3 separate regions of the Homo sapiens genome follow, and regions 1 and 3 are each linked to region 2. Evidence: chromatin loops called from intact Hi-C (ENCODE). Cell type or tissue: A673. All regions are shown on one strand.

Region 1 (8,000 bases), 340 kb before region 2:
AAAAAAAGAGCATCGGCTTCAACTGAAGTCACCAGCAGCATTATCCCCTAACAAGAGAGTCAGCCTGTCCTTTGAGCCTTGAAGCCAGGCATTGACTTCTCTGTAGCTGCAAAAGTCCTACGTGGCATCTTCCAATAGAGGGGTGTTTCATCTACACTGAGAATCTTTTTAGTGTAGATACTTTCATCAATTGTCTTAGCTAGATATTCTGGATAACTTGGTACAGTTTCAATGTCAGCGCTTGCTGCTGCTTCATGCACTTTATGGAGACAGTATCTTTTCTTAAACCTCATGAACCAGCCTCTGCTTTCTTCCAACTTCCTGCAGCTTCCTCACTTCTCAGCTTTCACAGAATTAAAGAGAGTTGGGGCCTTCCTCTGGATTAGGGATTCACTTAAGGGAATGTTGTGGCTGGTTTGATCTTCTTTCCAGACCACTAAAACTGTCTCCATATCAGCAATAAGGCTGTCTTATCATTCATGTATTCGCTGTTGTAGCGCTTAATTTTCTTCAGAAACTTTTCCTTTGCATTCACCACTTGGCTGTTTGGTGCAAAAGGCCTGGCTTCTGGCCTATCCCAGCTTTTGACATGCCTTCCTCACTAAGCTTAATCACTTTAGCTTAGTGATTTAAAGTGAGAGATGCCTGACTCTTCCCTTAATTTGAACACTTAGAGGCCATTGTAGAGTTACTAACTGGCCTAATTTCAGTATTGTTTTGTCTCAGGGAATAAGGAATCCCAAGGAGAGGGAGGGAGGGGAATGGCTGGTGGGTGGAGCAGTCAACATACACAACATTTACTGATTAAGTTCACCATCTTATATGGGTGTGATTCTTGCACACCAAACTTGTAAAAATTACATAACACACTCCTAAATAACAGAGGAACAAACAAAACCCAACACAGGCAGACAGAAAGAAATAATAAAGGTTAGCATATAAATAAATGAAATAGAGAATAGAAAAATGAGAGAAAATGAACGAATCAAAAAGTTGGTTCTTCTAAAAGATCAACAAAATTGACAGACTTTTAGCTAGACCAACCAAGAAATAGAGAAGACTCAAAATACTAAAATGAAGAATGAAAGAGAGGACATGACTACCAAATAGGAGGGGAAATGACTGCTTGTGGATACAGGGTCCCTTTTAGGTGTGACAAAAATGTTTTGGAACCAGATAATGGTTATGATTATGATTACATAACCTTGTGGTTATGCTAAAAAAAAACAACACTGAATTGAACACTTTTAAATTGTGGATTTTATAGTATATTATATCTCAATTTCCAAAAAAGAAAAGCAACTTGATTGCTATTTCTCCTTTTGGTTTACTGACATTTCTTTTTTTAAGAGGTCAAAAAATCTTCTGTCTATTGAGTTGGACACTGAGTAGTGTTTATTTTGTTCTAGTTAGCATTTAGTCAAAGCCCTAATTCATCAATAAATTGCAGCCAAACTATTAGGAATAAAATTTTTCTGTGTAAGCAGTCCTCAACAATGTTTCTGGGTAATAATCAATATTTTATTTAATGTCATAATTATTAAAACTTCTAGTAGGTCACCTGTCAGTAATACTTAGTTGCCCTTTTGTTTTAAATTTTTTTTTAATAGAGATGGTGTCTTACTTTGTTGGCTAGTCTGGTCTCAAACTTCTGGCCTCAAGCAATCCTCCTGCCTTGGCTTTCCAGAGTGCTGGGATTATAGGCGTAAGCCACCAAACTCAGCCATTTTTTAAATTTTTATTTTTTCTTCTTCTTTTTTTTTTTGAAGATGGAGTCTCTCTCTTGCCACCTAGGCTGGAGTGCAGTAGCACAACCATAGCTCGCTCACTCTCTGTGGCCTCAAACTCTCGGGCTCAAGTGATCCTCCTGCCTCAGCCTCCCAAGTTTTTTGGGTGTCATTTTTTTGTTTTTTTGTTGTTGAGACAAGTCTCACTCTGATACCCAGGCTGGAGTATGGGCACCATCATGGCTCACTGCAGCCTCAATCTCCCAGGCTCAAGCCATCCTCCCACCTTGGCCTCCCAAGTAGCTGGAACTACAGGAGCACACCACCATGCCTGGCTATATTGTGTATTTTTTGTAGAGATGGGGTTTCACCATGTTAATCAGGCTGGTCTCGAACTCCTAGGCACAAGCAGTTTACCCACCTTGGCCTCCCAAAGTGCTAGGATTACAGACATGAGTCATCGCAGCTAGCCTAATGTGTCTGTGTGTGTGTGTCCCTAGATCCTTCCTCAGGAACTCCTGGTTTTTAGTATAAGGTTTTATTAATTTGTCTGGGTGTGGTGGCTCATGCCTGCAATTCCAGCATTTTGGGAGGCCAAGGTGGGTGGATCATTTGAGGTCAGGAGTTGGAGACCAGCTTGGCCAACATTGTAAGACCCTGTCTCTACTAAATATAAAGTTTCATTAATTCTGTGACAAAAGTGGCCTCAAACTCCTCAGCTCAAACTGGAGTATGCCTTGTTATTCCAGGAGTTAGAGAAACTGAGGTACAGTAGTGGTTATTTTAAACTCAGCCAGCCAAGATATATTTGGAGTGTTAGATTTGGCCCCAGGTCTTCTCATCATTCTAAGTTATTTTGTTTGATGCCATATTATCATTTATGTTTTTTATCTTAAAACTAACATTATTTAAATTTTAAAAGAAAAATACTATCCTAAAATGAGAGATGAAGAAATTACAGAAGCCAGACCCTGTACTGTACTCCAAAATACCTTGGTCTGGGTGACTGCAATAGCAAAATCCCATGAGGCCATATTTGGGCAACAAAGCCCTTTTTCTTCTTGCTAACCCTCCCTTTTCAGCCACCTAATACCAGCATACAGATTGCTGAGTTTGTCCTTTAAAGATACTGACAATATGGCCAGATGCCAGTAAAATAGAATTAGCTTTTAACGGAAGGATCAAGCTCCTTTGTGGGCTAATGTAGCAGTGGTTGAGTGGTAAAAAATAATATCTAGGAGGCCAGTCTCCCCCCCTTATCTGCTATACCTGCTTCAGCTTTCAAAGGCAGCATTTAATGGCCTGGAGATGGGTTGAAGTGATAGGATTTACTTCAAATCACTATAGATTGTTTTTGTGATGATAGTTCATTGTACTATAATTCCGTTGTCTTTCTGTGTACATAGGTTGAGAGCACCATTGGATGCTTACTTTCAGGTGAGCAGGACCCAGCCTGACTTGCCAGCTACCACTTATGATTCAGAGACTAGGAATCCTGTATCTGAAGAGTTGCAGGTGTCTAGTAGTTCTGATTCTGACAGTGACAGCTCTGCAGAGTATGGAGGGGTTGTTGACCAGGCAGAGGAATCTGGAGCTGTCATTTTAGAAGGTCAGTATTTTACCCAGGTTTGGACTCACAAGGCTAACATCCATGAAGCTTAAATTTCGGAAGGCTAGAAACTAGATTTGTGCTTTGACACTTTCCCTTTTCTCCCCTAAATGTTGTGGATTCCTGTTTTATAGTATAGAGCCTTCACTGGCCATAATTATGTAGAGAGGATTTGATCTGACTTACAGCTTAATGTAATTTGTGACCCAGTGAGTTAGTCACTTTGTAGTGGCATTTTGTATTCTCTTTCACTTCTTCAGACATCTGAGAAAGTAGATTCTTTTTTTTCTTTTTTGAGGCAAGGTCTGGCTCTGTCCCCCAGTGACAACTGGAGTGCAGCGACAACAATCTCAGCTTACTGCAACTTCCGCTTCTTGGGCTCAAGCCATCCTCCCACCTCAGCCTCCCCACTAACTGGGACTACAGGCACACACCACCACACCTGGCTAATTTTTTAAATTTTTTGTAGAGACAGAGTTTTTCCATGTTGCCCCGGCTGGTCATAAACTCCTGAGCTCAAGAGATCCACCTACCTCAGCCTCCCAAAGTGCTGGGATTACAGACATGAGCCACTGCACCCGGCCTAGATTCTTTATTTAAAAGAAAAGTTTTGTAAATTCAGCACCCTGTCTAGGCTGACACTTTCAAGTCCTAGTATAATGTTATGTGTTATGCAAGTGGAACTTTATTTAATAGTCGTAGGCAGAGACCCCTAAAGTAGATGTCCTGCTTATGTTAAAAACTTTCTGATCCCCAGAGGGCGCTCTTTCAGTATATTTTACCACTGAAAGAATATTCTTGGATTATGAATTGAAATATAATAAATCAATGAAAATCTTTAAGTTCATATTTATATAATTTTCCAAAACCTCATTTATCACTATCGTAAGTTGTTAGAACCCCAACTAATTACTCCAAAAACTAGTAAATAAAGGGTCAGGAATATATTAATATTTTGCCTTCCTGTATAAACTGTATTTTGGACAATCAGATAGTTGATGAAGTGGGTTTTTTTGTTGTTTTTTTTTTCATTTGTTTTTTTTGAGACAGGGTTACACTCTGTCCCCCAGGTTGGAGTGCAGTGGCACGATCACAGCTCACCGCAGCCTTGACCTCCCAGGCTCAAGCGATCCTCCCGCCTCAGCCACCTGAGTAGCTAGGACTACATGTGCATGCCTCCACACCTGGCTAATTTTTTGTAGCTGTGGGGTCTCCCTATGTTGTCCAGGCTTGAAGGTTTTTTTAATAGAAAAATTTCAGCTAATTGCAGCAGGAACGATAGAAAAGTCATCATTTTGTGACCCCCAATTAAATTATATATCTAGGCAAAGATCATCAGTGGATCCTAAAACCATTAGGTTGCAGGGTTGATGGGATTCCTTTTAATACAGGGACCAGGGTGATACCACCTGAACCCATTGGTCAATCTTAGCATCTTAAAAAAATAGGACAGCAAGACCATATGTGCCTCTAATGTGCTGCAATCAGAAATACTCATGCCACTTAGGAAGTACTGTATACACACACACACCAGCCCCCCACCCCCATTGCCAAAAAAAAAAAAAAGCCCTGAATCTACTCAAGACTGTTTTCTAACAACCAGTTTGCATAGTTTGTAGAAACGGGGGTGGAGGAACAAGATAAATAATACCTCAGAGATGTAATCATTTAAATTAAAAATGTAGAACAGTCTACAAATGGAACATCTTTCTAGACCTAAATATATATGGAAATTTAACATATTGTGAAGGGAATATCTCAAATCAGTGGGGACAATTTTTAATGTTTTATGTAACAGTAAACCAACATAGTTTATGATTCCACTTACATAAAATGTCCAGAAAAGGCAAGTCTACAGAGATAATATTAGTGGTTGCCCAGGGCTGCAGATGCAAATGTGGATTGACTCTAAATGGGCATAAAGGATCTTTGTGGGCTGATAGAAATATTTTAAATTGGGTTATGGTGGTGGTTGCACAATGCTCAATTTATTATATATAAAAGTTAATTTCATGAAGAAGCAGTCAGCCAAATCCAGGATGTGTAGGACATTTCATTAGACAAATGACCTGACAAATCAATGACAAACAGAGGGGAAAAAAATGGGTGAGGGGGAATTGTAATAAAATGAAAAAGACTTAAGAGACATCACAAGCTCATTATGGAGACTTTTTTTGGATTCTGATTGCAATAAATCTGCAAAGAGCAGCTTTAAAACTATTGGGAAATTTTGAATATGAACTGGATGCCTGGATATTTAGTGGTATTGGAGGATTATTGTTAATATTGTTAGGTATAATAATTACACAGTGTTTATATAAAAAAAGAATTCTTATCAGTGTTGCAGAAGTTTTTGCAAGTATAATGACATTTTAAGGTTTGTTAAGTATTCCAACCAAAAGAAAATAATGGAATGGGGGCTTAGGTGGAACAAGATTGGCAAAATATTGATTATTTTTTAAATTGAGTGATGGGTACTTGTGGCTTAACTATACTGTTCTGTGTACTTTTATGTATGTTTGAGAATATTCAAACTAAATTTTTAAAAATAAATTCACTGATGGTACCTGGGGAAGTTGTCATCCTTTTTGCAGGAACACTGTCAGTTAGAAATGGGAAGCTGTAGTGAGTCAGGCTCTCTCCTGCTAGCTTCTCATACCTGACATATCTTATTTTGTATTTTACCTCTCCTGTCATTTCTGGAAATGACTTGGCAGAGCAACTAGCAGGTGTCTCAGCAGAGCAAGAAGTTACATGTATCGATGGAGGCAAGACCCTCCCCAAACAGGTAATATGAACATCATTTTAAAAAAATCTATTTATTTATTTATTTATTTTTAGAGACTAGGTCTCACTCTCACCCAGGCTAGAGTGCAGTGGTGCAGTCATAACTCACTGCAGTTTCAAACTCCTGGGCTCAAAGGATCCTCCCACTTCAGCCTCCTGAATAGCTGGAACTACAGGTAATGCCACCACACTCGGCTACATTTTTTATTTTTTGTAGACAGAGTCTCACTATATTACCCAGTTGGTTTCGAACTCCTGGGCTCAAGGTATCGTCCTGCCTCGGCCTCCCAAACCATTGAGATTGTAGTCATGAGCCACCATGCCCAACCTGAATATCCCCTTTTTTTTCTTTTTTTTTGAGACGGAGTCTCACTCTGTTGCCCAGGGTGGAGTGCGGTGGTGCGATCTCAGCTCACCACAATAACCTCTGCCTCCCGTGTTTAAGCAATTCTCCTACCTCAGCCTCCCGAGCAGCTGGGACTACAGGCACACGCCACCCCGCCCAGCTAATTTTTGTCTTTTAAGTTAGAGACGGGGTTTCACCATACTGGCCAGGCTGGTCTCAAACTCCTGACCTTGTGATCCACCCACCTCGGCCTCCCAAAGTGCTGGGATTATAGGTGTGAGCCACCGTTCCTGGCCTCTGAATATCCTTTTAAATAAAAGGTTTGGGTTTTTGGCTGGGCACGGTGGCTTACACCTGTAATCCCAGCACTTTGGGAGGCCAAGGCGGGTGGATCACCTGAAGTAGGGAGTTTGAGACCAGCCTGGCCAACATGGTGAAACCTAGTCTCTAACCAAAGTGGGGCTGCAGGTTAAAATGGGAAGCTTGCAGGCTTTGTAGGCAAGAGGTCCAGGTGTGGATCCTATCCCAGTTACTCATTATTTGTGTGACTGCTGTCTCTTAGATTTAAAAATGGGGAGGGAGGAGTATTGAGGATAACCTGTCCTGTCTAGCCAACAAGGTTAAGTATCAGTTGAAAAAATAGACATAAATGTGCTTTATAAATTATTAAGCACATTCGCCAGGTGTGGTGGCATGCGCCTATAGTCCTAGCTACTTAGGGAGTCTGAGACAGGATTACTTGAGCCTGGGAGGTCAAGGCTTCAGTGAGCCATGATTGCACCACTGCACTCCATGGCAGCAGAGTGAGACCCTGTCTCAATAAAAAAATTAAAATTAAAAAAAAATCAGGCAGAATATGGTTAGTAGGTGATAATTTTTATTTTTAAAAATAATGGGCTGGGCGCGGTGGCCCATGCCTATAATCCCAGCACTGTTGGAGGCCAAGGCGGGCGGATCACCTGAGGTCAGGAGTTCAAGACCAGCCTGGCCAACATGGCGAAACCCCATCCCTAGTAAAAATGCAAAGATTAGCTGGGTATGTTGGCAGGCGCATATAATCCCAGCTACTCAGGAGGCTGAGATAGGAGAATCGCTTGAACCTGGGAGGCAGAAGTTGCAGTGAGCCCAAATAGCGTCACTGCGCTCTAGCTTGGGAGACGGAGCACGACTTCATCTCAAAGAATAGTAATAATAATGTTGGCCGGGCGCAGTGGCTCACACCTGTAATCCCAGCACTGTGGGAAGTCAAGGTGGGTGAGTCACCTGAGCACAGGAGTTTGAGACCAGCCTGGCCAACAGGGTGAAACCCCATCTCTACTAAAAATACAAAAATTAGCCGGATATGGTGGTGCGTGCCTATAGTCCCAGCTACTCGGGAAGCTGAGGCAGGAGAGTCACTTGAATCTGAGAGGCGGAGGTTGTGGTGAGCCGAGATTGTGCCATTGCACTCCAGCCTGGGTAACAGACCAAGACTCCATGTCAAAAAAAAAATAAAAATAACACCTATACATCATTGTCCTCAGTATGAGTA
Region 2 (8,000 bases):
TCCTGCAATTCCTACATGTCACTGGAGGGACCCAGTGGGAGGCAATTGAATCATGGGGGTGAGTCTTTTCCATGCTGTTCTCATAATAGTGAATAAGTTTCACCAGATCTGATGGTTTTATAAAGAAGAGTTCCCAAGCACAAGTTCTCTCTTGTCTTCCGCCATGTAAGACGTGCCTTCTGCCTTCTGCCTTCTGCCATGATTGTGAGGCCTCCCCAGGCACTTAAACTGTGAGTCCATTAATCCTCTTTTTCTTTATAAATTACCCAGTCTTGGGTGTGTCTTTATCAGCAGTGTGAAAACGGACTAATACATAAGGGCTCAGAAGGGCCAACTGGATGGGCAAAGAAGCCATTGGTGACTTTAGTGAGAGCGACTTTAGTGGAATGGTGGGGGGGCAAAAGCCAGATTGCAGATGATTAAGGAAACAGTTGGAAGACAAGGAAGGCAACAGACATAGATTAGCCATTTGCTGAAGGTTAACTGGGAAAAGAAGGATGGAGGAAGGCTATACCGGGGGCTGCAGAGTGCAGATGTGCATGTGTAATATGGGAGGGAGCTGAGGGTTTATATGCTGAGGGGTAAAAGGTGGGATGGAGTCAGGATTGAAAATGAGGAAGAGAGGCCAGGTGCAGTAGCTCACGCCTGTAATCTCAGCACTTTGGGAGGCCGAGGCGGGCAGATGACAAGGTCAGGAGTTTGAGACCAGCCTGACCAACATGGTGAAACCCCATCTCTACTAAAAATACAAAAATTAGCCAGGTGTGGTGGCACACGCCTATAATCCTAGCTACTCAGGAGGCTGAGGTGGGAGAATCACTTGAACCTGGGAGGCGGAGGTTGCAGTGAGCCAAGATCATGCCATTGCACTCCAGTCTGGGTGACAGAGCGAGACTCCGTCTCAAAAAAAAAGAAAAAAAAAAAGAAAATGAGGAAGAGGCCAGACACGGGGGCTGACACCTGTAATCTCAGCACTTTGGGAGGCCGAGGCAGGCAGATCACTTGAAGTCAGGAGTTTGAGACCAGCCTGGCTAACATGGTGAAACCTTGTCTCTACTAAAAATACAAAAATTAGCTGGGCATGGTGGCAGGCACCTATAATCCCAGCTACTCGAGAGGCTGAGGCAGGAGAATCGCTTGAACCTAGGAGGCAAAGGTTTTAGTGAGCCGAGATCACGCCACTGCACTCCAGCCTGGGTGACAGAGCAAGACTCGGTCTAAAAAAAAAAAAAAAATGAAAACAAAGAAAATGAAGAAGATAGGGGCTCTACATGAACCAAGGATCCTAGCTGGTTATTTTGATTAAAAGATGACTCAAATGATGTTAACACTGATCAGACTTTAGCACGAGAGCTGCAGAGAAGGAAGACACTATGATGAGAATATATTTGGGGTTTTGAGCTGGGAAAAGACTTCTTAAATATGATCCAGAAAGTACTGGCCATAAGGAAAAAATGTTAACAGATTTGTCTGCACCAAAATCTACCAAGAGAGTCCTTTCAACTAGAACTGCCGTCACCACAATGATGAACATGGGGAAAGAGGAGAGGTACCTGCTGTATATTCTCAGGCCTTTTAGAACACATGGAGTTGTTCCTCTGGCCACATCCACACGAACCTACAAGAAAGGAGATGTTATAGACGTCAAGAGATGCCCCACGGATGTTACCAAGGCAAAAGGAATGCCCCACAGATGTTACCAAGGCAAAAGAGGAAGAGACTACATGTATCTAGTATGCTGTTGGCATGGTTGGAAACAAACAACAGCATGATTCTTGCCAAGAGAATTCATGTGTGTGTATGGAGCATACCAAGCACTCCAAGAGCTGGGAAGGCCTTCAGAAACACGTGAGGGAAAATGATCAAAAGAGAAGGAAACGGCCAGGCACGGTGGCTCACGCCTGTAATCCCAGCACTTTGGGAGGCTGAGGCGGGCAGATCACCTGAGGTCAGGAGTTTGAGACCAGCCTGGCCCACATGGTGAAACCCCGTCTCTACTAAAAATATAAAACTTAGCCGGGCATGGTGGCGCGTGCCTGTAGTCCCAGCTACTTGGGAGGCTAAGGCAGGAGAATCTCTAGAACCTGGGAGGCGAAGGTTGCAGTGAGCCAAGACTGCACCACTGCACTCCAGCTTGGGCGACGGAGGGAGACTCCATCTCAGAAAAAAAAAAAAAGAGAAGGAAGCCAGAGAGTACCTGGGTTCAACTGAAGTGCCAGCCTGCTCCAGCCAGAGAAGCACAATTTGTGAGAACAGGGAAAACGAACCCAAGCTGCTGGAACCCAATCCTCTTGAATTAATGGCTTCATAGGTATTAAAAAAAAAAAAAAAGGCCGAGCGTGGTGGCTCACACCTGTAATCCCAGCATTTTGGGAGGCCAAAGCAGGAGGATCGCTTGAGCCCAGGAGTTCAAGACCAGCCTGGGCAACATAGGGAGACTCATCTCTACGAAAAATAAATAAATAAATGATTTTAAAATGGCACAAAAAACAAACCAGACCCCTGGACTGTTAAAAAAAAAATTGATTGTTCTACATCAAAATAAATGTTCTCTAACTTTCATGTGGGCAGGAACCATATGGAGACCATCTTAAAAACACAGATCCCCAGAGATTGTAACACAGTAGGTCTGGGGTTGGGCCCAGAAACCTGAATTTTTATTATTTTTTTGAGACAGGGTCTCTGTCGCCCAGGCTGGAGTGCAGTGGTACAATCTCAGCTCACTGCAACCTCTGCCTCCCGGGTTCAGTAGATTCTCCTGGCCTCAGCCTCCCGAGTAGCTGGGACTACAGGTGTGCACCACCACACCCGGCAAAAGTTTGTACTTTTTGGTAGATACTGGCTTTCACTGTGTTGGCCAGGCTGGTTTTGAACTCCTGGCCTCAAGTGATCTGCCCGCCTTGGCCTCCCAGAGAGCTGGGATTACAGGCGTGAACCACCACACCTGGCCAGAAACATGAATTTTTAACAAGCATCATAGTGAATTCTTCTGTCATTGGTTCTATGTTTTGAATAACTGCTAGAGAACGGCCAGCTGAGGTCCTAGTAAGTGAGAACAAATCAGTCAACCAACCAATCAGCACCACCCCCTTCCGGAAAAGTCCCAAGCATTTGACAAAGATTTGTCACCTACAACTATCTGCCACTGTGTGAAGAGGGCTACTTTAAATGAACCCAAGTCTTGGTAAGTTTTCTTGAGAAAAACAGAAACAGGTACAAAATGAAAACAACTGGGGATTAAGTAACAGTCATGAAGGCAGTGATCATTTAAATAGGACTGGAATGGGTGGGCTTGGAGCCAGGTTGCACAGGTTTGCAAAAGCCAATTGTTAAATTTTCAGAAATTTTGTGAGCTGGAGGCTAAACAAAACCATTGTTAAAAATTAAATTGGGCCGGGCGCGGTGGCTCACGCCTGTAATCCCAGCACTTTGGGGGGCCGAGGCTGGCGGATCACGAGGTCAGGAGATCGAGACCATCCTGGCTAACACGGTGAAACCCCATCTCTACTAAAAATACAAAAAATTAGCCGGGCGAGGTGGCAGGCACCTGTAGTCCCAGCTACTCGGGAGGCTGAGGCAGGAGAATGGCGTGAACCCCAGGGGGTGGAGCCTGCAGTGAGCTGAGATCGCGCCACTGCACTCCAGCCTGGGCAACACAGTGAGACTCCATCTCAAAAAAAAAAAAAAAAATTAAATTGGATAAACTTACAATTAAATAGATTACATTAAGAAAAGATTTTTAAAACTCTCAACACATTGCATTCTAATTTCTTTTCTTTTTCTTTTTCTTTTTTTTTTGACATGGAGTCCTGCTCTGTTGCCCAGGCTGGAGTGCAGTGGCATGATCTCGGCTCACTGCACCCTCTGCCTCCTGGGTTCAAGCAATTCTCCTGCCTCAGCCTCCGAAGTAGCTGGGATTACAGGCGCCCACCACCTCGCCCGGCTAATTTTTTGTATTTTTAGTAGAGATAGAGTTTCCCCATGTTGGCCAGGCTGGTCTCAAACTCCTGACCTTAGGTGATCTGCCCGCCTTGGCCTCCCAAGGCCAGGTGTGAGCCATCGCACCCGGCCCTAATTTCTTTACTACATTTTACTATCAGGTGTGCTCCTCAGGTTATTTTTGTCTATCTTATCTGTAAGGTGGAAATACTATGTAGCACTGTGCTCCTGCGCCTCTCCTTCCAACTCAGGTTGTTGGCTTGAAACCAGGCACCGTGGAAGTATTTATACCAGTGAAATTGGGAAAGGCTTACAAATCAATGCTCCTCATCCCTTTTTTGGAGAACTGATTGTTACATGTTTACCAGAACACCACTGACCATGGTCCTTAAAGTAATTAGGCTGCACACGGTGGCTCATGCCTGTAATCCCAGCACTTTGGAAGGCCGAGGCAGGAGGATTGCTTGAGCCCAGGAGTTCAAGACCAGCCTGGGCAACAAGGTGAGACCTGTCTCTATAAAAAAGTTAAAAATTACCTGGGCGTGGTGGCTCGTGCCTGCCCTCTCAGCTACTCAGGAGGCTGAGGCAGGAGGATCGCTTGAGCCCAGGACGTTGAGGCTGCAGTGAGCTGTGATCGCATCGCTGCACTCCAGTGTGAGAGACAGAGCAAGACCCAGTCTCGAGGAAAAAAAAAAAATTAGAAGAGTAATACCAGCAGTAAGGGAAATCGAAGCACATACTATCTGCTTGTATTAATGTATTCATCCCCCAGCAGCAGTGTGCAAGAGGACAGTAAGGGTGGAGGTGTGGATGCTTAACCCAGTCTTTTTGCACCCATAGCCTCTTCAAGTTCCTTCAAAATTTTGCCTGGGTGGCTTCAGCTGAAAGCAGAAATGGCAGGAAGTAATTGGGGGAGATTCCCAAATCTATGCCCAACTGGGAATCAAATTTTTCTCTTGCCAAGAGATGAGCTGAGGTGAGTGAATGACGCCATCTAGTGTCGAAGAACAGGTTGGCTCCAAAGAGCAATGATTAGCAAAAGATTTCTCTTGATTTGGGCCCTAGAAACACGACTTCCATAATTTCTTCTTCCTTTCTTTTCACATATTTTCTTTCCTCACTTCCATGTCTATACTGAGTCAATTCTTAATTATTCCCCCAATAAAAACAGCCTTTACTTTTTTTTTTTTGAGATGGAGTCTTGCTCTGTTACCCAGGCTGGAGTGCAGTGGCACGATCTCCAGCTCAGTGCAACCTCCGCCTCCCGGGTTCAAGCAATTCTCCTGCCTCAGCCTCCCGAGTAGCTGGGATTACAGGCTCCCATCACCATGCCCAGCTAATTGTTGTATTTTTAGTAGAGATGGTGTTTCTCCATATTGGCCAGGCTGGTCTCGAACTCCTAACCGTGTGATCCGCCCGCCTCGGCCTCCCAATTACAGGTGTGAGCCACTGTGCCTGGCCAAAAAACAGGCTTTAGTTTTTAAAAAAAGATCTCAATTTTGCACTGCTACCAGGCAAAAATCGGTAATGCCAAGAGTTGAATGGCATAGGAATGTACACAGGTATTATGTGTAATAATTTGCAGTACATTTGCTTAGGGAAGTTGTAAACATTTTCTCTTGTGGGCCATATAAATCAAATGTTTCTCTGCCTTCCCACATGTCCTGTATCCACCGCATTTTCCCAGACAGGGCAGATGAAAGTGGTTTTGTTAGCATGTTATAGTCTAACAAACAATCCTAACTCATTCTCAAGTTTTATTCTGCTTAATGGAAAATGGTAGAAGAAAAAGCCTTTGCATAACTACCCAGTGAATGGGAGATTTCATTCTTTTCCATAAGTTGAGGGCTATTTCCTGTTTTCTTTTTCATTTTTTTTTGAGAAAACTAACCCTTCATTGAGATATTTTTAAGTCGAATATCTAGTATAAAAAGTTTGCATTGTTTCAGCTTGTTTTCATTTAAACCTGTGGTTGTCTTTCATCTGCTTCTGGCAATTTTTTTTTTTTTTTTTTTTGAGACAGAGTCTCGCTCTGTTGCCCAGGCTGGAGTGCAGTGGCACAATCTCGGCTCACTGCAACTTCCACATCCCCAGTTCAAGCGATTCTCCTGCCTCAACCTCCCAGGTAGCTGGGATTACAGGTGCACACCACCACGCCCAGCTAATTTTTGTATTTTTAGTAGAGATGGGGTTTTACCATGTTGGCCAGGCTGGTCTTGAACTCCTGACCTCAAGTAATCCACCAGCCTCGACCTCCCAAAGTGCTAGGATTACAGGCATGAGCCACCACACTCCGCCTACTTCTCCATTGAAGTGCTCTAGTTTTGGTAAAATCTTCTCCTTGACTTCAGGACCCTCTCCACATTTATCCCCAGTCTATAACTCGCATATTTCGTGTTTTCAAACAGAAAACCGTAATTCAGGAGTGAACAGCATCCTCTGTAAGGTGTCACAGGAGCAGCCTGAAATCCATTAGGCAGTCATTCTGAAGCTGTGGTGAAATCGAAGGGAAGCTAATGTTGCAGCTAGGAAGATGAGATCCAGGCTGAGGATCACACTTTTTCCAGAATACTTTTTTAGTGTTTCCAAAGCCAGCAAAAGCCGTTTAGAAGTCTCATCTCCAGAATGCCAGAATACACAAATGTAAGGCTTTATTTTAGGGGTGGGCCCTGGGTTTTGCAGTCAAGTCAGCCGCTATTTGTATGAGCAAGACTTCATCGGTAGCACTACTGGGCTCCCCCTCTTCTACATGATGGCAGCAATTTGGCCTTAGAAAATATGCCTAAGTGACTCCACAGGCTATAAGCTATTTTCTTCATAAGTAGAAATGGAAGATTTCTGTTAGGAAGGTAGAAGTCAGTTTTGTCCGTATGTGGGCCAAACTATTAAAAATAATAAGGCCTGGGGATTCCTATGTTCTTAGATGCTCAATAAACATTTCAGTTCATCAAACTATGACCAACTTACAAGTCTGTGGCATTGTGCTAGTTCACTGGACCCTGGGAAAGTCTTTTAAATCCAAATGATACTTTTTGTTTTTTAAAGAGACAGGATTTTGCTCTGTTGCCTAGGCTGGAGTGCAGTGGCATGTGATCACAGCTCACTGTAACCTTGAGCTCCTGGGCTCCAGTGTCCTACCTCAGCCTCTTCAGTAGCTAGGACTAAGGCACATCCCACCACACCCAGGCAATTTTAGAATTTTTTGTAGATGGCTCTTACTATGTTGTTCAGGCTGGTCTCTTACTCCTGGCCTCAAGTGATCCTCCTGCCTCAGCCTCCCAGTGTTGGGACTACAAGCACCAGCCACTGCCCCCAACCCTGCATTATGTTCTTAAAGGCAGACCTGAATCCTGTGCGGTGTCAATTCAGGTGTGCACTGGCCCCTGAGCCTTACATACAGGACCCGTTCCTTAGGATGACGTTGCGTTCCCTTGCTTAGAGCCTCAGCACCATGGCACCTGGCTCTCCCCCGATGCCTGGGTCTTGCTCTTGCCCATTTCCTAGCCAGGGTTTGTGGTCCAGGCAACCTGTCACATCAGTGTGTTCCAAACATGGCACCCAGATCTCAAAAGCTTCTTCAACGCTCCCATGGTTTGGGATACACCTCAAGTTTTAACTTACGTACTTCAAGTTTCTTTTATTCAATTAGATACAAACCGTCTGACTTTTGGCTTCTGAAACAGGAAAGTCAATTTTGTTGTTTTCACTGTACCATGCTTTTTTATCTCAGAATCTTGATGAACTCTGAAATGACCCCTGATGGGGGCATGCCTCTATTTATGCTGAATAAGAGCCATTTTACATTTTACTACAGGTTGAGTGCCCCTAATCCAAAAATTTGAAATGCTCCAAAATCTGAAACTTTTTGAGCACTTACATGGTATTGAAAGGAAATGCTCATTGGAACATTTCCTATTAGGCATGCTCAGCCGTTAAGCATAATGCAAATATTAAAAAAAAAAATTTCCTAAATCTTTTAATACTTCTGGTTCCAAGCATTTCAGATAAGGGATACTCAAGCTCTACCTATTCCCAAATTCCCACTAACTAGCTCTTTGGCA
Region 3 (8,000 bases), 320 kb before region 2:
TCCTGACCTCAGGTAATCCACCTGTCTCGGCCTCCCAAAGTGCTGGGATTACAGAGGTGAGACACCATGCCTGGCCTGGGTTGTACTTTTTTAAATGAATCATAGGCCAGGTGTGGTGGCTCATGCCTGTAATCCCAGCACTTTGGGAGGCTGAGGCGAGCAGATCACCGGGAGGCAGAAGTTGTAGTGAGCTGAGGTTACGCCACTGCATTCCAGCCTGGCCAACTCTCAAAAATAAATGAATAAATTGTAACACTAGAGAATTTTTGTTTGACCAGCTGGTTCCCAAGGACTTATACGCCAAGAAAGGTGGACGAAGGAGCTACTTGAAAAACTAGTTTGAATTGCCCTAGGTTCACTTTCAGTGATCTATTTCATACTATTTTGCCTTTTTCAGGCTTTGGTGTTAAGATGTTGAGTACTGCCAACATGAAGAGCAGTCAGTACATTCCGATGCATGGCAAACAGATCCGTGGACTGGCGTTTAGCAGTTACCTCAGAGGCTTGCTACTCTCTGCTTCCCTAGACAACACTATTAAACTGACCAGGTGAGTGATTTGGGGAAGTAGGTGGAGACTGGGCTCTTTGGTGTTGAGTAGCATGGAATTCGTATCGGTGTTATGATGACCTTAGCTCTGTTTTTTGTTGTTGTTGTTGTTTTGTTTTGTTTTGTTTTTTTGAGATGGAGTCTCGCTCTGTCACCCAGGCTGGAGTGCACTGGTGGGATCTCGGCTCACTGCAAGCTCCACCTTCCGGGTTCAGGCCATTCTCCTGCCTCAGCCTCCCGAGTAGCTAGGACTACAGGCGCCTGCAACCATGCCTGGCTAATATTTTCTATTTTTGTAGTAGAGACGGGGTTTCACTGTGTTAGCCAGGATGGGCTCAATCTCCTGACCTCATGATCCGCCCGCCTCGGCCTCCTGAAGTGCTGGGATTACAGGCGTGAGCCACTGCGCCCAGCCGACCTTAGCTCTGTTTTTTTTGGTCTGAGACTGTGTCTTCTGAGATCCATTTAAAATATATTGCTTTTAGAAGTGGGCACAGAAGGTTACAAAACTGTATGTTTCCTGTTTCTTTGAAACTATGTATATTACAAAATATGTCTTAAGTATATTTTAAGGAGATGAGAATAAAACTCTAAAGTTGGTGGAGACCAGGCGTGGTGGCTCACGCCTGTAATCCTAGCGCTTTGTGAGGCCGAGGCAGGCAATCAGCTGAGGTCAGGGGTTTGAGACCAGCCTGGCCAACATGGTGAAACCCCGTCTTTAAAGTTTGTGGAATGACAGGATGGAGGAAGCTTTGGTGCCTGACATCAGAGTCGCCATACCAGGTTGGTACTGTTTACTCCTGGTCCTGGTCTGTTACCTGGATAATTCTGTGTAACAGAGATGTTCACCAAGCACTCACTGCCCTTGAGTACCATGATGACTTCTTTTATACCCTTAGTCACAGCGTTTTATCTGTCACATGCTCTGTGAGTACTGTGAACCAGATGTGAGTGTGCTCCGTGCCTTTATAAGTATTGTTTTAAAAATAAGGTAGAAAAATGTTACATACCAGAGTGTTGGTTGGGTTATTATTTATTTATTTTTGAGAGAGAGAGAGAGTCTCACTCTGTCACCCAGGCTGGAGTACAGTGGCATGATCTTAGCTCACTGCAACTTCCGCATCCCAGGGTTCAAGTGATTCTCCTGCCTCAGCCTCCCGAGTAGCTGGGATTACAGGTGCATGCCACCACACCTGGCTAATTTTTGTATTTTAGTTTCGCCATGTTGGCCAGGCTGGTCTCAAACTCCTGACCTCAAGTGATCTGTCTGCCTCAGAATCCCAAAGTGCTGGGATTACAGGCATGAGCCACCATGTCCAGCCCTTTTAATTTATTATTTTATTTCCTTAGAACTCAAGAGGAAAACCTGTGGCCCCCAAAACAAATGTTATGGAATTTAAAGGAGTTACCTGGGCAGATTCTAGAAAAAATAGGGAATCCAGATAGTTTGGGAGTATGAGTGTGTTCTCAGTAAGGATTAATGATCATTTAAATGATAATCTTTACATCTTTGTCATGTATTTGATTTTCTTAATGCAGTTGTAAAAGTCTTTTGTAACTCCACAGCCTGGAGACAAATACCGTGGTCCAGACTTATAATGCTGGACGTCCTGTCTGGAGCTGTTGCTGGTGTCTTGATGAGGCTAACTACATCTATGCTGGACTGGCCAATGGTTCAATTCTGGTATATGACGTGCGAAACACGAGCAGTCATGTGCAGGAGTTAGTAGCTCAGAAAGCCAGGTAGGGAGCCACTCACTCTTTTCCTGGTGGTAGCAGCTTTCTCTTGGCTTATTATTGTGTTAATCGTCTCTTCAGTGGGTGTTCCACAGTTAGTCAGAAATCCTCACAAATTTTTTGAAGATCCACTTGATCTCACTTCAGAATCAATAACATTCTTATTAATAAGAGTTTGTATTCATGCTATTTCATATGATGGAGAGTTCTGGTACAAGTATAGCCAGGTTCATAGTAATCATCTAACATGGCAAAATAGAGTCAGATCTATATTCAGAACCCAGCTCCACTACTTAGAAGTTGTGTGACCTTAGTTGTATTTTCTTGGCCCACTGTGAGCTTAATCTGTAAAATCTGGTCAATGTAGACTTGCTTTAATAGCCACATGTCGCTGGGTGCGGTGGCTTACGCCTGTAATCCCAGCACTTTGGGAAGACGAGGCGGACAGATCAGGAGGTCAGGAATTCGAGACCAGCCTGACCAACGTGGTAAAACCCCGTCTCTACTGAAAATACAAAAAAATGTTAGCCATGCGTGGTGGCACACGCCTGTAATCCCAGCTACTCAGAAGGCCGAGGCAGAAGAATCTATTGAGCCTCGGAGGCGGAGGTTGCGGTGAGCCGAGATTGCGCCGTTGCACTCCAGTCTGGGCAACAGAGTGAGACGCCATCTCAAGAAAAAAAAAAATAGCCACATGTCTAGCACATAGGAAGAGATCAGTTAAGGGTAACCTAATCAAAAGTGATTTAAAACTTCCCTAATCCAAAGCTAAACCAACTTGTTTGAAGATACCATATTATTATTATTTATCATTTAATCCAGTTATGAGATTGAGAAGTTTATAAAGTGAGCCCAAGTTCTGAGGATGGATGGCCACCAGCACCACTCTGTCTTAGAATGTGTTGAGCTGCCCTGTAGGTATAAAGTTATCAAAAAGGGAGTAGGGTCTGTGACCTGGCCAAAATCTGAAGTATCTTAACAGATAATTTATGTTTCCAACTGGATATATTAAAAAGAGCAAGGAGAGCCAAACATAAAGATACCACTAAAGTAATAATTCTTTACTGAAACCTAGGCCCAAATAGAGTAGACAGTAAAATATGGCAAGGTTTTTTTTTTTTGTTGGTGGTAGTGGTTTTTTTGTTTTGTTTTGTTTTTTTAAGATGGTGTCTCACTCTGTCACCCAGGCTGGAGTGCAGTGGCACAGTCTTGGATCACTGCATCCTCCACCTCCCGAGTAGCTGGGACTATACGCGTGTGCCACCACACCTGACTAACTTTTGTATTTTTAGTAGAGATGGGGTTTCACCATATTGGCCAGGCTGGTCTCAAACCGGTGACCTCAAGTGATTCTCCCACCTCGGCTTCCCGAAGTGCTGGGATTACAGGCGTGAGCCACCATGCCCAGCCAAACACAGCAAGTTTTAAAATAGCAAGGAAAGAATATTTGTATGTAATGTTCATTTTTATTTTTGTTTACTTTGATTACCTTTATTGTGACAGGGAAAATAAAACAGGCAAAGTAGACACTTTGGCAACTTTGGCACGAACGACTTCATAGCAGAAATGAGTTGATAGGAACACAGTCGGAAGGATGATATTTCTGAGAGAATTCTTGGCGCATAGTCCTGGTCATATGCTTGCAGAAGGAAATTTAGAAAACCTAAAACAGTCCTGTTTCTGAATTAAAATGTAGCTGCTTTTAGCTGTATTTTAATTGTGGGGTCTGTCAACTACAACTTGGGATCTTTATTTTGTTATGTATATAAGCTTTGTTTCTTTTCTGACTTTTCTTATGTGGCTAAACCCATTTCCAGAAGCTTCACATCAGTCAAGCTTCATAGTAATTGTGATCTTGTATCCCTTAAATTTCCTAGTTCTTTTTTTCCTTTTCTTTTAGAGCATCTGGTATCTCACCTGAAATTAGTTGCAGAATATTATATGTATGTCCTTTTGTTTCTACAGAGAGGGTTGATAATTTTTATCAGATATCAGAGGATAGTGACTAAAGGCGTTTAACCTCCTCTGCAGAGGTGGGAATGTGCTTGAGGTCTGGTAGTGGGGTCTGGAGCCGTCCGAGTTTTGGAGTGTGAGATACAGTTTCCTTACTTTCCTTTCAGATGCCCACTGGTCTCCCTGTCATACATGCCCAGAGCTGCCTCAGCTGCATTTCCATATGGTGGGGTGCTGGCTGGAACCTTGGAGGATGCTTCATTCTGGGAACAGAAAATGGACTTTTCTCATTGGCCTCATGTGCTGCCCTTGGAGCCAGGGGGCTGCATAGACTTTCAGACAGAGAACAGCTCCCGGCACTGTCTTGTGACCTACAGGCCTGGTAAGTAGTGCTGGGGTCTCCCATAGCTTATTTGGGAGCACAGTGGTAGAGAAAAGGGAAGGAGGGTTTGATCCTACCCTTTGGGTGGCTGTGGTACCGCTCACAGGCTAACGAGGTGTGTTGTAGCTCTTGCTACTACAGGGAGTATGGTGGCTCCAAGCTCCCCCACAGAGCCTGCCTCCCTGCTCCTTACGTGTGAGGACTGGAGCATATTCTGCCAGGTACTCCTGGAAGTGAATTAGCCACTTAGGAGCCCCTACAGTTTAGAACAGTAGTGGAACAAGGGGGCCAGCTCTAGGTCATTGAGCCACCTTGAGATCACTTTCGTATCTTCTGCCTGCCTCTTACTTCCCCTGAGAGAAAGGCCCAGATTAGGGCAGCCATGTAGTAGCCCGGCTGGCATACTGAAATGGACAACAGTGGCTGTGTGTGCCCAGCCAGCTGAACATCTCTGCCTCTGGAATCAGAGGTGGAACGCATAACAGCAGACTGTGCTTCATTCACAGGTTCTTTCTAGGCTAAGCGGCATGAATCTAAATTCCTGGTAAACTGTACTGATGGTCAGTGTTCTAGGTTTTTTCTTTCTAATTTGGTCTTGAGGTCTCTGTCAGGAGAGTGGCTATAAACTCTAGCCCTGTCCTGCCAAACACTAGGGAGTTCGTTGTGGGTGTTCATAGTTTGCCTTTCACAGGATACTCCTCTGTCCTGGCAGATGGCCTAATGCCTGCCTGACCCATGACCAGATGTCCCTCTCACAGGAAACTTGTTTGTACTGGCAGGTACCCTTGTGGCTCTTGTCTGAACTGTGTCTAGTTCATTTCCCTTGAGATAGTGACTCTCTAGAAGAGCCCTGACTAGGAAACAAGTTAGGTTCAGGTGTGTTGGTCAGGTGAGACACAAAGGAGGCAGTGCACAAAACACAGGAAATAACGGAATCAGCTTACTTGACAGATCCCACAGAGAAGAGGGCAGCATGCTTCAGGGGCCAATGGGAAGAAGGGGGAGCCATCCAGGACAGGCCTGCTCCCTTAGGGGTGGGGTAGGGGTGGAGGGGAGGGACAAGTGGGCTATATTTCAAACCTCTGCTCAGGGAAGGGATGTTTTAACTAGGCCAAAGTTGACAGGGTACATCTGGGTTTCAAATAATTTATGCTAGCCCTAAAAACAGATGCTGAGGTAACAACTGTATTAAACACATTTGTAACAGTCAGGCAGATGTATAGTCAGAGTTAGTCATTAAATGCTCACACTTCTGCTAGTTGTGGGTGGGTCTACTCATGTTTTTAAGTTTTGTTTGAGCTGAGAAACATCCCAGTACCACTTCAGACCCTTTGGCTCTTCATCATCCCACAGCTCGGCTGTCTCCAAGACTGTGATTTGTTGTGACTGGTGTACAAAGCCTGGGGGTCCTATTTTGTTATCTTGCTTTTGTTTGCCTCCCAGCAGAATTTCAGATACATGTTTCCCTTTCTGTAATAGCATGCTTTCACTTTATAAAAATGTGCAGTCCCAGGGGCTAATGAGGTTCTCACTGGGGGAAGGGAAAAACCTTTTACTGAGAATTCTTGAGAGAGAAATCCCCTAGCAGAGGTCTGGCAGGAGACTGATTTTACTAAAACAGACAACTCACAGAATTGTTTTTCTCTTAAGCAAAAAGCTATTGTAGATAACTTGATTCCTAGCCTATGGTTCTAAATTTCACTGATGCTAGCCTACGGTTCTAAATTTCATTGATGCTGTGATATTGTTCTTTCATTTGTTTTGTAACTGTTCTTGATGGTTTAATGCATTTATGGCTTTTCCATCCAACTAGGTTGTAAGCGTGTGAGGTTTGGGTACTTGGTTAATTTTTTGTGTAGCGTCCCCATGGTGCAGCACTGATTTCTCTGTCCCATAGATAAAAATCACACCACCATACGAAGTGTGCTGATGGAAATGTCCTACCGACTGGATGACACTGGAAATCCAATCTGCTCCTGCCAGCCTGTACATACATTTTTTGGAGGACCTACTTGCAAACTATTGACCAAAAATGCCATTTTCCAAAGCCCAGAGAATGATGGCAACATCCTGGTGTGTACTGGGGATGAAGCAGCAAATTCTGCCCTGGTGAGCCTGTTACTTTTTTACTTTCATATAAAAAGTAGTTTTGCTTAAAATATTGGTAAGGGAAAACATGAACTTTTTTTACAGAAGCTCATATAGCAAAAAAGTGTAAGTTCTGCTCTGTAATCCCACATATCCGCATATGTGTGTATGTGAGATTGCTTGGTTTCCATGAGTCGTGCTTTCCGTATTGCTTTGTAGATCTTGACTGAACTGCTGCAACCTCTATTTCTTGGGTTCAAGTGATTCTCCTGCCTCAGCCTCCTGAGTAGCTGGGATTACAGGCACCCCACCACCATGCCCGACTGATTTTTGTATTTTTAGTAGAGACAGGGTTTCACCGTGTTGGCCAGGCTGGTCTGGAACTCCTGACCTCAAGTGATCTGCCGGCCTTGGCCTCCCAAAGTGCTGGGATTAGAGGCGTGAGCCATTGCACCCAGCTGAGATGTTCTTGAACCTGAGTCTGATTAAGGCCTAGAGTAGCACTGTCCAGTACAGTCACACTAGTCACATGAGCACTTAAAGTGTGCTTAGTGCCAAGGAAGAACTTAATGTTTAATTTTAATCAAGTTAAATATAAACTTGTGTGACTAGAGGCCACCATATTGTATAGTGCCACTCTAGAAGCTAGCGCTAACTTTCATTGACTGGAGTTGCAGGGAATAGAGGAGAACAAGTTTAATGATAGCACAGAAAGCATATACACAAGTCCGGGTTGTGGGCGTTCTATAAGACAGCTGATCTGGCTTCCACAACAAGTCAATGGCAGAAGAAAAAAGGTTGGATTATAGGCGTGAGCCATTGCGCCTGGTCTGTCCTTTTTTTTTTTTTCTTGAGACGGTCTCGCTCTGTTACCCAGGCTGGAGTGCAGAGGCGCAATCTCGGCTCACTGCCACCTCCACCTCCCAGGTTCAAGCAATTCTTGTGCCTCAGCTTCCCAAGTAGCTGGGTGCACACCAACCATACCCGGCTAATTTGTGTATTTTTAGTAGAGACAGGGTTTTGCCATGTTTCCCAGGCTGGTCTCAAACTCCTGGGCTCAAGCAGTCTTCTCACCTCAGCCTCACAGACTACTAAGATTACAAGCATGAGCCACCGTGCTCTCTACCTTTTTTTTTCTGTCCCTCTCTACTTTTTTTTTTTTTTGAGACAGGGTCTTGCTCTGTTGCCCAGGCTGGAGTGCAGAGGTGCAATCTTGGCTTACTACAACCTCCACCTCCTGGGTTCAAGTGATTCTTGTGCTTCAGCCTCCCAAGTAGCTGGAACTATGGGTGT

The links. Hi-C counts contacts between places; a loop is a spot of excess contacts. Peaks named below come from ENCODE experiments on the same cell type or tissue, not always from the same donor. Only the 100,000 strongest peaks of a DNase experiment are listed, where the experiment ranks them.
Region 1: it touches region 2 in a loop (4-fold over the local background); 9 of 110 quality-filtered maps call a loop at or near these places.
Region 3: it touches region 2 in a loop (14-fold over the local background); 19 of 110 quality-filtered maps call a loop at or near these places.

What each region holds. Positions count from the first base shown.
Region 1 is chr16:74,647,256-74,655,255 of GRCh38, reverse strand. RFWD3 (ring finger and WD repeat domain 3) reads left to right here. Exons shown (of 13, transcript NM_018124.4): 3 at 3,134-3,336; 4 at 6,054-6,124. Among named protein-coding and RNA genes, the nearest start is that of RFWD3, 16 kb to the left of the region's middle. In A673, a CTCF peak has its summit at 4,084 (motif pointing right); a DNase peak (open chromatin) is centred at 2,835; H3K27ac peaks cover 3,389 bases.
Region 2 is chr16:74,306,914-74,314,913 of GRCh38, reverse strand. PCHILR (prostate cancer associated HIP1 interacting lncRNA) reads right to left here and starts at 1,577. Exons shown (of 2, transcript NR_186416.1): 1 at 1,554-1,577. It also overlaps the pseudogene RPL21P118. In A673, a CTCF peak has its summit at 4,933 (motif pointing left); a DNase peak (open chromatin) is centred at 4,903.
Region 3 is chr16:74,625,071-74,633,070 of GRCh38, reverse strand. It overlaps RFWD3 (ring finger and WD repeat domain 3), which reads left to right. Exons shown (of 13, transcript NM_018124.4): 9 at 398-548; 10 at 2,114-2,290; 11 at 4,405-4,619; 12 at 6,517-6,728. Among named protein-coding and RNA genes, the nearest start is that of GLG1, 22 kb to the right of the region's middle. In A673, no CTCF peak of the experiment used is centred here; no DNase peak of the experiment used is centred here; H3K27ac peaks cover 4,288 bases.